Linked DNA regions of Homo sapiens: region 1 is linked to region 2. Evidence: chromatin loops called from intact Hi-C (ENCODE). Cell type or tissue: endothelial cell of umbilical vein. All regions are shown on one strand.

Region 1 (8,000 bases), 760 kb before region 2:
GCTGCATTAGCCCCTAACAAGACAGTAAACCTGTGTTTTGAAGCTTTGAAGCTAGGCACTGACTTCTCCTCCCTAGTTGCAAAAGCCCTAGATGGCATCTTCCTCCAATGTAGATGTAAAGTTGTTTCATCTACATTGAAAATCAGTTGTTAGCATAGCCACCTTCATCGATGATCTTAACTAGGACTTCTGGATAACTTGCTGCAGCTTCTCCATCAGCACTTCCTACTTTACCTTACACTTTTATGTTACTGAGATGGTGTTTTTCCTTAAACTTCATGAACCAACTTTTGCTAGCTTCTAACTTTTCTTCTGCAGCTTCTTCACATCTATCAGACTTCACAGAATTGAAGAGAGTTAGAATCTTGCTCTGGATTAGGCTTTGGCTTTTAAGGGAATGTTGAGACCGGTTTGATCTACTCAAACTACTGAAATTTTTCTCCACATCATAAATAAGGCTATTTTGCTTTTTTATTATTAATATGTTCACTGGGGTAGCACTTTTAATTTCCTTCAAGAACTTTTCCTTTGCATTTACAACTTGACTAACTGACACATAAGGCTTAGTTTTTGGTCCATCTCAGCTTTTGTCATGCCTTCCTCACTAAGCTTAATCATGTCTACCTTTGATTTAGAGTGAGAGATATGCAACTCTTTCACTTGAATACTTGGAGGCCATTGTAGTGTTTTTAATTGGCCCGATTTTAATGTTGTTGTATCTTAGGGAACAGGGATGTCTAAGGAAAGGGAGAGAGATAGAGGAATGGGCAGTCAGTGGGGTGGTCAGAACACACACAATATTTATCTATTAAGTTTTCTATCTTACATGGGTATGGTTTGTGATGCCCCAAAGTAATTACAATAGTAACGTCGAAGATCACTGATCCAGATTATCATAGCAGATATAATAAGAAAACATTTGAAATATGGTGAGAATTACCAAAATGTGACACAGAGACACAAAGGGAGCTCATGTTGTTTGAAAAATGGCACCCAAGGAATTGCTAGTCACAAGGCTGCTATAATTCCTTCAATTTGTTAAAAAAAGTAATATCTGTGAAGTAAAATTTAAATAAAAATGAAGCACAATAAAATGAGATATGCTTGTATACACTTTTCAGAATATTGTCTGTGACATCTCTGCATTCAGCATAGAGAAAAGACAGCTTATAATATTTATTAATTTTTTTAGCACAAAAATGTCATCTATTATTCCTTTTTTTTTGAGATAAATTATTTCATTAATCCATCTACCACAATGTTTCAGAAGTCAAGCAGGTATGTCAAGAATAGGATAGGTGAAAAGGTAGTCACTGAAGGAACTTCAATGGCAGGAGAAAGAAGGAGAGCTCTCTCTATGAGCATTGCAGGTAAGTTGTCTTATTAACATCTATCACAATAAAATTAACCCATTGTATTGGTACAGAGCATTTTCCAAAGCTTCTCCCTGCATGTGGCTTATTTATTTATTTTTATTGGAACAACTGTGGAAGGCAATTACCCATAATACTGCACAAGAAGAAAGGCACTTGTCCAACCTTGCCAAATGGAAATTGCAAATAGAAGGAATTAGAAGGAGTAGGAGCCAATACAGGGGCCAAGACTCTTGCCTTCCTTATAGAATTAATGTCCAGTCATTCAAATTGAATCAGGGTCATTATGACACAAATAAATAGAAGTAGGCGGGGCGCGGTGGCTCACCCCTGTAATCCCAGCACTTTGGGAGGCCAAGGCGGGTGGATCACTTGAGGTCAGGAGTTTGAGACTAGTCTGGCCAACATTGTGAAACCCCACCTGTACTAAAAATACAAAAGATTAGCTGGGCATGGTGACAGGTGCCTGTAATCCCAGCTACTCTGGAGGCTGAGGCAGGAAAATTGCATGAACTTGGGAGGCAAGGGTTGCAGTGAGCCAAGATTGCGCCATTGCACTCCAGCCTGAGCAACAAGAGCAAGACTCCATCTCAATAATAATAATACCCTCTAATAATAAACAGAAGTAAAAATCTCATGTATTATTCTAGAAAAGATTTCTTCTTTTTATTTGGGACAAAAATGTTTATTGAAATAAAAATAAGTTAATTTTTAAAAGTACTAATTCTCAGCACTAAGGAATAATGTTTACGTTACCAATGATCACAAGTACAATTCAATTATATGTTTTTATTCTATGAACATTTAAAAATTACTAACACAACAGAAAAAAGTTATTAACTATCATTTTTCAACTGTGTGTTTCACATACACGTTTTCTTTAATTTTCATGAGCCTTATTAATTTGAAGCAATATCTGTATTTTACTGACTAACCATAGTTCTGTTAAACAAATACATATCATTTGATTCCTAAATTCATGCTGTCATCCCTCTTAGCCTTTAGACTATATTACAAAATAAAAGAGCAATGAATATACAAACTGTTGTGGAAAGTTGTGTTCCTAGAAAATCCACTAGTTTTATTACAGTTTTTCATTGAATGAGATTCTATTTTTGACTACTCTCCTCTTCCTCCTTGTTATCTTTTCTTTAAATGCATTCAATACAAAACAATTTACCTAATAAAAGTAATTATGTTACCTTTACTTAGAAATAAAAGTCTTCAATTATATGCTTCAGCCTAAGAGAAATCTCCAGGAAACATACGTTAATAAGTCATTTTATTAAGTTAGCTGTTTTTATTATAATTTTTTAAAATTATATGTTCTGCCTGCTCTGTTTTCCTCTACAGTTGAAAATTTAATTTTATTCTCTATACCTTGATAGAAGCTTTGATGTGTCTTTCTTCTTGGGTTTTAAATTTGTTTGTTCAAAGAAAAATCAATATAAGCCACAGATTAAGTGAGATTGTTATAGCTAAATTGACGTGTAGAAAAATATTCAATGGCAAGCCTTAATTTCTTTTATCAACATTCTTTTACACTCTATTGGTTTATTTGTGTTTAATTGAAACATATGAAATAAAATTTGTGAAGAAATACTGTTACTGTAACTGTAGTCATGAGCCTACCTATGACAGTGTCATCCGTGAATCTTGCTTGGCTCTGATCTCAAACTCAACCTATAAAACCCTTGAAAGTTTACTTAATTATTGCCAAGTAAAATTTTAATTTGCTTCAAAATTGCATGGTGAATACAGTTATTATAATTAAGTTTATATTAGAAATTGGCACTAGAGGGAGCTAAGTAATTGTATCATTTATGTGTTTAGGGGAAAATTGAACATTCATTTAAAAACTTGTATTTTTTTTCAGAACCTGCTGATTTTACAAATATGGCAGCTATGCCTCAGCAAATTATAAGCAATAATGAATTAGTTAATTTTCTTCTGTGAAAACTGCTATGGTAAGATTATTAAATTACTGTATTTCTACTTAGTGAAAGTAGCTACCAGTCAGTAAATTAGGATTTCTAAGACTCTTTGGGGAAAGAGATTATTACTATTATCCATGTTTATCATTATTTTGGCCCTAACAGAATTAAAATGTTTATAGTACCTGTTAAAATGTGATATTTTGTTCTCAAATGTATAGTTTGATAAGAAAATGGCCTTATTGAATAGGATCTCAGTGAAGATTAGAAAACAATTTTACTCTTATGGAATATTCTAGGAACTTAGCTGGTTTGATTACTTTGAAGGACTGATTCAATTGAACAACAGTATTATTTTCCAGCAAGCAGAACCTACTATAAGTTGAATGAAATTATGTTATTTTCCACTTTTACAGTTGTATCTAAAATGAACAAAAGCTAAACGCTGCAGGACATTTTTATTTACAAAAACTAAAGAATTGAAGAGCAAATATACAATCTCATGCATTGTGCATGTTTAGTCCCAGGAAAGGTTCACAGTTAAGAAGAGCCTGTGTGAAGTCAATGCTGGTGCCTGTGACGGGTGTGGGAATGGGAAATTTTACTCTCTCCATTGCCTCATTACTTAGGCAGTCACAGCCAAAAAGGGACACGTTTTACATCAGTTTATAGGTGAGCATGTCCCTATTACAAATAATGCATGCAGGAACTTTTTTTTTTCACAGACACTTTGAAAGAAAAAGATATGATTTAGATGTTAAAATGAAGTTTAATTCACATTCCATCTACTTTGAAAAGAAAATGATGTTGAAAATATTTAAATAATACCCATTGTCTTCTGTGGTAAAATCCTCTTAGCTGATTTTCAGTTATTTGAATTTATGTTCCGATGTCCAAAAGAAAGTTTCTTGCTTTTCTTCTAATAGTTTGATTGAGGAACCCATCTGCTGTTAACTACATGTGACTAGGTTTAGATTTAATATAGAAGTGAATTTCAGGGAAAATAAAGTACAAAGTAGAAAAAAAATTACAGTCAGGCAATACATTGTTTGTTAAACCACAAAACTGATTTCTACCTGTTTGCCTCATTTATTTTTCCATAAAAATGAAACATTCCTTAACTTTTATACTAATATTTTATTTTTACTGTTTGAATAATTAGTATATTTTCTCTCAAAGGAGTGCTGTAATCCAGGTTAGCCTTGTAAAAGATGTTAGCAAGTGATATTTCACAGACAGAACTTGGGGAAAAAGAGAGGGTTTTTAATACTGAATATAACTAGAACATCTTTCAGGTCTCCAAATTAGTGTTTAACAAACTTTAATGTACATGCTAATCACCTGAGGGTTTGTTAAAATACAGATTCTAACTCAGAAGATGCAGGATTATTTTGCATTTCTAACAAGCTCCCAGGTAATGCTGTTGTTGCCGTCTGTGGACCACACTTTGAATAGCGAGACTCATCATTTTCTTTAATACTGCTAAGGTTCTCTGGTTTGAAATTAGAATTGAAAGCAAAAGAAAAGAGTTTAGAGTAAAGTAATGGTGTCAATCTTGGAAACCTGAGATGCCACTATATTTGTTCTTGCCCATCCTGAGCTGTGTTAGATGCTCAACACTGACCCTGTACAGAAACAGTGTAATTCATTCTGCAGGCAGGGCCAGAATTTAATGTCCTGAGTCTCAGTTTCATTATCTGTAAAATGAAAATATAATACCTACCTCCTAGGTTTGTAGTTTGCTTAATTTTTATCATTTCTCATTTGCTTGGCATTGATCACTGAGCTCCTAGAATTTTGATATACCTTATTTAGCATCAGGATGTTTGCATATGGCATACTCTAGTGAGTACCAGCTGTCATTACTACAATTATTACCAGCAAGTTGGGATATTGGGCCATCAGTAGTTGAGTGTAGATGGAATATATTGTTTGTGAGATGATAAGATGAACGAGAAAGCTAGAAAGAAAGACAGGGAATACTTCTAGCAACACTATTCACAACAGTGGAGACACGGAATCAACCTAAATGCCAATTAATGATAGAATGGATAAAGAAAATGTGGTACATATATACCATGGAATACTATGCAGCCATTGAAAAGAAGGTTAGCCTCAGTATGTGTTGTTCCCATCTATGTGTCCATGTGATCTCATTATTTAGCTCCCACTTATAAGTGAGAACATGCGGTATTTGGTTTTCTGTTCCTGTATTAGTTTGTTAAGGATAATGGCCTCTAGTTCCATCCATGTCCCCGCAAAGGAAACAATCTTCTTCTTTTTAAGAAGGTTGGGAGGAGTGAGAGGATCAGGAAAAATAACTAATGAGTAATAGGCTTAATACTAGGATGGTGAAATAATCTGTACGACAAATCCCCATGACACATGGTCACCTCTAACCAACCTGTACATTCACCCCTGAACTAAAAATGTTTAAAAAAAGGGGAGGCCAGGTGCTGCGGCTCATGCCTGTAATCTCCAAACTTTGAGAGGCTAAGGTTATGGATCTCTTGTGCCCAGGAGCAGGAGTTTGAGATAAGCCTGGACATCAAGGCAAAATCCCGTATCTACCAAAAATACAAAAATTAGTCCGGTGTGGTGGTGTGTGCCTGTAGTCCCAGCTACTCAGGAGGCTAAGGTGGGGGGATCCCTTAAGCCTGGGAGGCGGAGGTTGCAGTGAGCTGAGATTGCACCACTGTACTCCAGCCTGGGTGACAGAGAGAGACCATGTCCAAAAACAAAAAAAAAACACCAACAAGATGAGATAACAAAAGGGTTTCAATCTATGCTAGGAATTTGAAATTTATTATTTAAAAAATGATGAACTATTAGAAGACTGCAAATTGAGGAGTAGTAGGAACAAAATACTATGTCTTTTTTGAATTGGAAAATGGTTTAGATGGGACTCAACAATTTCTTCTGTGGTCCTGGTTAAGAGATCATGAGAGCTTGGGCCAAAATAGGGGAAGCAGAAAGGGATAAATTGAACAATTATTTGCAAATCAAATTTGCAAGGATAAGTGACCATTTGAACATGGGTCTATTAGTTAGGATATCTTCAGTCAACTCTGCAGACTTTAGGAAATTTATTATATTTCACATAACAAGAAGTGCAACAGAGAGTGATGCTAGTTTTTCTGTGATTCTTTTGGTTTAGTTTTCAGATAGCTGTACATCCAGACATAAACATCCCCAGAGACAGCATAAAAAATGATCTCTTCCTGTGTCTCCTTTCCAAAGTAGGAGAGCACTTCCTAGAAGCTCCCCAGCCAACTTTTTAGATCTTGCCTAGAATTGTATCCTAAGCTTAGTCATAAACCAATCACTGGCAAAGAGACCACTAGAGATGACTGTGTCTCTAAGAACCCTCCTCCTGGTATACCAAATAGAGACAGGATTCCCACAGTATATGACCACTTGGAAAAGAGTGGATTGTTCTTTAGAGTTCTTTAAGAAGGCCTGGGCTATGTTTGAAGGTGTGGTGAAAGAGGGGTGTGTGCGTGTATGTGTGTGTGTGAGAGAGAGAGAGGGAGAGAATGTTGAAAAGGTAACCAAGGGTGCCTGCTTTTGGTGGAGGAAAGTTATATGCTAATAATTATCTAATTATTGCTAAGTCAGTATATATTTAATGTCTCTTTCTAGAATAGATTATAACATATGAGAACTAGGAACATATAAAACCCTGTATATTTTAAAATTAATTATTCTATCATCTAGAACAGTTTCAAACTGATGGTTTTCCAGAAAATTGTATTTGACAAACTACTCTTGAAGCTCATATGGCTTCCGTATACATAATAAATTGGCTTCTCTTAGCAATATTTCTTTCTCCATGCTCAAGTATTTCTAGAACCAAAAAAAGTTCTTCTAATACCTAGTTACTTCTTGTTTTTTAGTTTTAATTTTATATGTTCCTTCTATTATTAAACAGAATAACAGATAACAGGATAACAATTCTGTTAACAAAATTATTTTTATTTTAGTACCTTTCATATCCCCGGTATAATTTTAATAATTAGTAAATAGAAATAGTATTATAGATATAGCAAAATATAGATATCTGTATGCTCTTCATGAGCACAGTTTATGTCTCTATTTTCTTTACCAGTGTACCTGTGGATCTCAGTAGAGTGCTTTGCATGTACCTGTGGTCTATCAATATTTGCTCAGGGAAGAATGTGGCTGGAGGTCTTTATTTCTAGATTAAGTGACTTAGAGAATGTTCTTAACTAATTTAGAAATTTTAGAAAAAGTGGCATTTTAAATGGAAGTTAATGAAACACTAAATTCAGATACCAGTGAGAATAAAGCAGAACACATTCTAGAGTTTAAAATATTTGGGTCTGTAGCACAAGAGAGAGAAAATGATAACGGAATGATCTGGCTAACAGAATCTATTCCTTCATAGAACTAAATTATTTGAGCAAAACGTAAGTTGGTATGGTCTTGCAATCAAGAGTATTTTGTGAGCCTTATGCTGTATTTGTATAGTGTTTATTTACTTGAATATCTGAGTTTCTGGAAATTTTAACTCTCTGAACTTCATGAGGAGTTCACATGTTTTTTTAGGTAATGTTGAAAATGAGCAGGAACCACAAATTTTGACTTTGGTGGCATTGTAATAAGGATGTACAGGTGTTAAGGAATGATTTTCAAAAGGTTAAAAGGCTTGGCTGTTCTGCAAATATAAAAT
Region 2 (8,000 bases):
GTGTTCCCTCTTAATGTTGTTTTGCAGCTGGGATTATTATATTAAGAATAAAATGTTCTAGTAACCCATAGATTGACATTCCCATTCAAAAGAGTGAAAAAAAAGACTGCCATATCCAAATCTTCCCCCAAAACACACGCAATCCATATGGGGCTTGGGCGATCCAGAGCCGAGGTTCAGCACTTTTTCTCTAAGATTGGATTTCATTCTGCTAACAGCGTGTTGGCTGAGTGCCCACTAGCAAGCAATTAAGACTTTGTGCTTTCCTGCATTTTAGTAGCTCTCCTTATGAAACATGCAGCCACATGGGAATAGAAGCTTTGCCAGCACGGGTCACGGTCTGGGAGCAACATCAGGAGAGTTTCTATGCTCTCAGGACTCACAGTCTTCTGGAAGGTTGAGGAGAGGATGGATGGTTGATTGGCTGTGCCTGTAAGAGAAGATGAAGGAGGGAATCTGAGAAATGGAAACTATAGGAAGATATCAAATTAAAGTTAGGAGAAGAAAGTCAAATGCTATTGTGGAACCTAAAAAAAAGAGAGAGATAAAACAATTTCTGAAAATTAAGAAGCAATTGGGTTAAATTAAAAGGGGACAAAAACTGAAGTCTTGATGAGAGTTTCTTACCACTGAACTTGAATGATGTCCTCATTAATTATTTCTTATAACCAACACACATGTGTTGAGTATCTAAAATGTGCCAGATACTGTGCTAAGGACTGGGGATGTAAAGATGAATGAGACATCTTCATGTGAGGGTGGGTAAGAGGAGCAGCAGAGCCCCCAGGCATGTCAGACTCACTGGGTGCTGTGCCATTCTTATGGGCTCTGTGTAAATGGAGGCCTGCCACGGATACTGCTTCTGTCTCCCAGCTGCACTTCACTTTATGTCTGGAAAACATGACTGAGCTGGACCTAAGGTATGGTATCTTAAAAAATTAGGTAGCTTTATATAAAAATAAAATAATCTCCTTGCAAAGAAGCCTTTCACATCTGAAAATCAAATAGGGCACATCAGTGGTTTCCAATCTGATTGATTATTCAAGACCTCCTAGGCATGATTTTACAGTACAGTTTTCTGCTTCCTACTCCTGGAAATTCTAGTTCAATGGATCTAACCAGATATATTCTCATAATATAAGCATTGTCCTGAACAATTCTGAAAAGAACTAAAATCTCAAAAACAGTGTTTTCCGCTTCACAATAGACTTTGTTAGGTTAAAATTAAATAAAGAACTACTGTCTTATCAGATATAACTTGCATATAATGTAGAAAAATTCAAATCAATAAAAAACTGCCCTTTGAATCATTAATACAGTCCCTTGAATAAGCAATCTCAATGGTGTATATGAAAGCAAACTTATACACATTATCTTTTATTACATTAACTGGAGCATAAAGGTATATAATTAGTAATTCATACTTTCTTACTGTTTGAAAAATTGAGCATAAATCAGGTTTATATTGAGTCCTAGTCTCATCAGTGACTTGATGTCTTGACTTTAAGGGCCTTTGGATGTCATGCAAAAATTGCAACTTTATGTAAATTATGGTCTGGATCAAACTATTTCTCAAGTATCTTTAATATGCTCAAAGATCTGAGTCATAAAAATTCTTGGGTTTAAAACATTATTTTTTAATTATATAAATAAAGTCTTATGCAGATTCCTAATGTATCAAAAAAGATAAGAGTGGACCTTTAGACAATAGCAGGGGTGGGGTCCCAGTGCTACCTCTTTGGCCACCATGTTAGCCTCAGTAGGAGCTCCTAACCTCCCTCTGCAGAACTCCGGAGTTCCACAGGGTACAGAGGGAAAACAAAGAGTATCCCATTTTTAACTTTATTTCCAAGAAAATCCCCACAATTTGAATATTATAATGATTCCCTATAGATATGTGAGGTTAGTCCCTAACTGGCTATCCATTTGTTAAATCCCCCAGTGCCTTAGGCCAGTTAAGTGCACACTTGGCCAAATCTGGCCCTCTGGGTCACTCCACTGGGACACTCCAAGTGAGGTAAAAAACACAAGCCTATTTGTCAAACCTAACTAGGTTCAAACCTCTAATCTCCATTCACCAGTTAAATTACCAGGAGCAAGGTAGTGAAATTTCCAGGGTCTTCTTCCCATGGCCTGTAAAGTAGGGATAATAAATTCTACCATTCACTCTGGTTTCCACCTGGTCTTTAGCATAAAGACTAGTGCTTGGTATTTCTCTTCTTGCTTTCTTGGGAATTGATCAGGTTAGGAATTGGCGAAGTTGCTCTAACTCCTTCAGGCCTATTCAGAGCTTATTTCTTTCATGTCTCTACACTACATTTACTTCTTATGATACAAAAGAATAATGAGATTCCATTAACAAAAAATCGCTACAACTTCTTCCATGGAACTGAAGAGAATATCTTATTAAATTCCTGTTTTCTCAAATATGTTGGCCACACCTTAGATTATAATAATTATTTACTATGGTCTTCAGATATGTTTATGTATTAATAATCACAGAAGGTAAGTTTTGTTACACATCACTGCATTTCAATATGCTCTGGAAAGTACACACCTCAACATAGAAATGGTATTGCATATTTAAACATTATTAAATAATGAACACTTATTGTCATGTATAAGCTGCAAGATGGAGGGAGGAGTAAAAAAAGAGTAAGGTGACTTAACACTGTCGTACCTTCAATGGCACTAATGATGTCATGGGAGAAAAAGAGAAAAACTTAAGAAACAGCATAGAGGTCCTTTTGAAAAACCTAAGAATTTTTAAAAATTCTTTGGGTTAAGTAATGAAAGGCAAGGGCAACTAGCTTGTGAACAATCTCCTGAGCAATGTTGTTCTGTGTGTTTACTGGGCTCCCAAGCCTGAAATTATCTTCCCTCTATACCACCTAAATGTGTTCACTTATCCTCAAGCCATCTGAAATCACATTAATTAAACAAATTGTGTTAAATAAAAATGGTTCTTAAAAAAAAAAAAAAAAAACATAGATGAAGCTGTATGTTGGCAAAGAGAAAGAATAAGACCCTCTAAGCAAAGTATATTGTGTGTATAAGGAACGTGTGTGTGTGTGCATGTGTGTGTGTGTGTGTGTGTGTGTGTGCATGCTCACATGCATTCCCTGAGGACTACAAGAGAAACAACAACAATAACAACAAGAATGATGAATGTGTCAGAGGTGGGGGTTCCATCTCATTTTTGAGATTAATTTTTAAGCCAGTATAGGCAAAATAAAGAGTTGTTTAACTCTCACAGCTTACTACATGTTATTTTCAAATGAGTTAGTAGAGTGGCACATGGTCCATATATAGCTTTTGTATAATGACCAGATTTTTCTAAACCATAAATGCAATATAAGTATAAACTAGTGTAACTGAGATATTTATTTATATTTCTATCGGGTAGGACACCTGTTTATACAATTATTTCAATATTGAGAGAAAAATTTCCCCAAATTCTGCATTATCAATGCACTTCACAATGATTTTGCAAGCACCTAGGGCAGAGAACCCAATGTTTTATTTTGGCAAGGGAAGCTCTGTAGAAATATTTGCAATATTTTGTGCTAATCCCTCCACTAGTCACTTTAGTGTGGCAAATATTTGTTCTAGTGGACTTTACTACAGTAACAGAGTACATCAATCTGTTGTTTTAACCTTTTGAAAATAACCTTTGTGTCTTCTTGAAGGAAATAAAGAGTCATTGATGAAACCTTTGAAATTTTCAACTTCTTTGCAATAAGGTACCTGGAAGAGAAATTGGTGCGTTATCTCAAGGGAATAGATTATAGGGAATTGAGTGCATCTCTGCTTACTTTCTTGGCTCATAGCTTTATGGATATCAGGGACCTAAAAAGTAAATGGTGGTCAAAAAGAACAAACATTTATTAGAGCAGTTAGAGAGGACTGGTTTGATATTTGCCAAGTTTCTTCTCAATAACATGTTTGGCAGCTACCAAATGACATGGCCTGCCCAGAGTTGATTTTGACGAAGCCTCTGGGATGTGTTAAAAAGTAAACCAGAGCAAATCACATACTGGAAAGCATAACTCAATCAAGGAAAAATGTATGATTAAGGGTGACATGGGCAAGGAAAGCCTTGCCAGAGCTCAGGGTAAATATTTGTATCAGTGTGAAGAGAAAGCTTCGTGACGCTGATGTCAACCAGCTGGAATTTTCATTGTTTATAAACTTTTGTTGTTAGAGTTGAATTCTGGCAGAAAAGGTACCAAAGAAAGAGCAATTTCCCAGCATGAGAGTTTGAATTGTGATAAGGCAGCTTGACCAGAAACAAATGCAACCATGCAAAGTTTCAGCCACTTTTCCCTTCCAGAATTCTCCTGCCAAGAAGCAACCTTCTTGCCTTAAATCTTACTTTGACAAACTTCATCAGGATTAGTTAAAAGAAAAGTTTTTGGCTTGTTCTGTTTCATAAGAACTTATGGCATCATTTTCCTCAGATAAACATAAAATGGAGAAGAATGTAAATGAATTTCTGTTAAATTTTTGTACAAAAGAATATTGCCATCTGAAGTAGATTTTTAATGATCGAAAATAAACGCCTTGGTATTAAACCCAACTTTGTGAATAGTGTCTATTAACTTTATGACACCAAGCTATTTATTTTTTACCTCAGGGTAGACTATTGTATATTTTTAAATAAAAAAGTACAGCAATTAAAAATATTTGGGCCCTTGATTTAACTCACCAACTATTTCTGTTAAAAAGAAATCTGTATTTTCTCCCTAAGCTGTGTTTTGTTGTACTTTTCAGAACTTTGAAGGTAGCCAAAAGTTATAAATCAAACAATATCACAAGGACATAGGTTTGTATAAAAATTTACAGTAATTCAGAACACATAACTCAACTTTCAGGCAGAAAAAGAGAGATTGTTGGAAACTGATTCCTGACACTTACTCTTCCTCTCAGAAACAGAAGCACATAGATGGTGCTCTATTGGCAAAGAAAGACACCCTGAGTTTCCCATTTCATAGATGGCCTACTAGCAGAAAACTGCAGCATAGATACTCTCTGAATAGTAACCCTTACTTCTCCCTCAAGGTAGCCTGGAAGTTTCAATCCGATCTACTTTCAGTGAGGGCTGAGTAGTGACATTCACTGAACAGGATATGCAAATAACTCAAAATTCCTATCAAATTATCCTTTGTTTTAATAATTTTGTGTTTTACATAAACTTCAATCTGATTGGCCTAAGACATAGCACAATAAAAATTACATTGATATGTTGCTTTTGAGAATCCTGAATTACCTCTATCCAGGAAAAAGAGCAAACTCAGAGACCCTCCATTTGTACACCCTAACATAGAATGAACCGAAGGCTATCCCTGGCAGTGCAGAAACTAGACGCATCATGAACATAACCACATTACCCAGATGCACTAAGAATAGAAACCAAGCCCCTGCTGGTGTAATTAAGAAATCTTTTCTTCCAGTCCTGGGCTTTAGAGACCTGGATCACTAACTAATTCCAATTTAGAATGCTCTTTTGATAAGGGTTTTTGTAAACTAAGAAGTGAGCTGAACATGAAAACTTTACATTATAAGTTTCTGAGCTAGCATGTCCCACTTATGCAGTAGAGTCTCTGGCTTACACTGGCTAAAGAAACAACCTTCAGAGTGTGGCTATTTCTGGGACATCACAATGATGGTGTATTTTCAGGAGCCAAAGAAGTGCCAGTGACTTCCACTGGAATTTGCACATTTCTGTTGCATTGTGGTGCACTCACAGCCTTGGAGCTCAAAGGAATGCACAAAATCCAAACACCATACACAGAGCTAGAAAGCCTGCTAGGTGGGAGTTCTGGGCTCAGACATAGTTAGGCTTTAGTTATAGTAAGTCATGCAAAGATACAAAGGTGACCAGTCTGTCGCTGAGTTACTTCTTCTTATCCCTCTCCTACCTCTCAATGACAGGACATTCACTAGGTCATTCTGTGTTGCGGATTGGGACCCTCGGGCATTATATTTTAATTAAATGGTCAGGTTATTAATGCGTGGAAATCAGTCACTGCAAGTGTTCAGCTACCCATTTTTCATACATAATGCGTCCATATCAACATTATAACAGCCATCTACTAAAGATTTACATGGTCACTTTAAAAGAAGAAGCCTTGATAAATACTTGAATTAAAGATTCTTGGGATCATATTAAGGGACTAAGAGGTCAAGTCTCATTGCTGATTTATTTCCCCTGCTGTGTGGTGATTAAGAAACCACTCAGCCCCTCTGTTTGTAGGTTCAGTTTTGAGTTTCAAAACACAAAATATTTAGTCATGTGTTTATGGTACACTAACATGTACTTAGTATTTTGTTAGAAAGGTAGGAAATTCAGAATATTTTCTTAAAAACTATTGCTATAGTCTAATATCACATGTTTTTCTAGCCTAATCTCCCTTTTTTGTGGCACCAGTGCTGTTATCTTTTGGGAATTCTCCTCCCCTCACTTCAACCTTATGTTACTGCAGAAGGTTAATACAATTTTTAACCTCTTGCCTAGCCACATTTGATTGGTCCAAATTAAAGAAATCAGAGTACTTCCTAAAAATTTGACATAAGAATAAAACTTTCTAGCTCAGTTTAGATGCACTCTTGAATGAAGCAGATGCAAACAAACCTAGGGTCTGTTGGAAGCCTTATACCTCACTGTACACTGAGAATGAGACAAAGCCAGATAGCACCAAAAGGAAAGAATGGAATAGGTAAGGAGAGCTGAAAAAAAATAGTTTGGTTTTTGTGTCCCTGCTACCAGCTAACCCTTGCCTATCTACGTCTTTCTCCATGAGATATTACATTAATGATTTTTTAAAAGACGCTTCTTTTATCATATTCTATACACCTTACTATGTACCCACAAAAATGTTTAAAAAAATATATATTTAAATTAAAAAGACACTTTACTTAAATCAGTTAATTTGGTTTTCTTACCTTCTACAGCCAAGGCCCTCAAGGAAATGATCAAGGTATTTGTTGAATGACTATTGTGTACAAGGCTGATTACATTCAATCTCTTAAGCAATCCTAGAACTTTGAGTAGGCTTATTTCCATTTTAACGATGAAGAAACTAAGTATCAAGGAAGTTAACTAACTTATTCAAGGTCATACATTTAGTCACATCAGAGTGAGTCCAAACTCCATCCTCTTGCACAGCTTGCAAACATCCTTTGGAAATCTTGAGAAAGAAAAATTCTCCTGCATTAAATAATTAGAGAATATGATAAAGTTCTGAATATTATAAGTGGTGTTATGATTACAGATAAAGGAATGTCAATTCAGGATGGAGTACAAAGGAAAAGTGTCTCAGACAGAACCCTCTGAGTTACAAATGAAAGAAAACATGTTCAAACTAACCTATTGACTCAGGAGCTCGAAAATCCAAGGGTTAGTCTTGCTTCTCACATAGCTGGATCTAGAACTCAAAGAAGTCCATCAAGACTCTGTCTCAGTCCCTTGATTGCTTGTCTCATCCTTGGTTTCACTTTTAGGCACACTGACTACAAATATTTGCCCTAAGCATGCTCCAAACGCTTTCAGGGCCTGCAAATGTACATTTTAGGCTTGTGTAAAATAGGGATGCCTGGCTTGAAGTCCTTCCCCTCTCCCTGAATATGGAGCCTAAAAAGGGGCCTATTTTGGGCCCTGGAAACTGACAACTGTTTGGCAGAAAATTCTAGTGTTTTTGTACCAAGGCAGGGGTATGTTTCCGGTAGTCATGTCTCCTTTGCTCCTTAGGAAAGGGCAGGGCAGGGGAGCAAGAGTATGCCTTGGATGGGGACCCTAGTAACCCACATCTAAGAGGAATACTGGGTGGTAACCAGCACCATCAGACTTTTAAGAATTAATAGAAAGTCCAATAAAACATTAACAGACAAAAGTTCTAAAAGTAAAGCCATATAATTAAATCCTATTGGCCAGACTTTGGTCCAGTGCTCAACCTTGGCCTAATTATTATTGCCAGAGGATTGGACTATGCTAATTCGGC

The links. Peaks named below come from ENCODE experiments on the same cell type or tissue, not always from the same donor. Only the 100,000 strongest peaks of a DNase experiment are listed, where the experiment ranks them.
Region 1: a loop joins it to region 2, with 12 times the contacts of the local background. A loop is called at or near these places in 4 of 110 quality-filtered maps.

Annotation. Positions count from the first base shown.
Region 1 is chr2:146,518,590-146,526,589 of GRCh38, reverse strand. No RefSeq gene overlaps it. Among named protein-coding and RNA genes, the nearest start is that of LINC01911, 320 kb to the left of the region's middle. In endothelial cell of umbilical vein, no CTCF peak of the experiment used is centred here; no DNase peak of the experiment used is centred here.
Region 2 is chr2:145,757,133-145,765,132 of GRCh38, reverse strand. LOC124908059 (a long non-coding RNA gene) reads right to left here and starts at 7,472. Exons shown (of 2, transcript XR_007088682.1): 1 at 7,370-7,472; 2 at 1-430. In endothelial cell of umbilical vein, no CTCF peak of the experiment used is centred here; a DNase peak (open chromatin) is centred at 4,132; H3K27ac peaks cover 1,092 bases.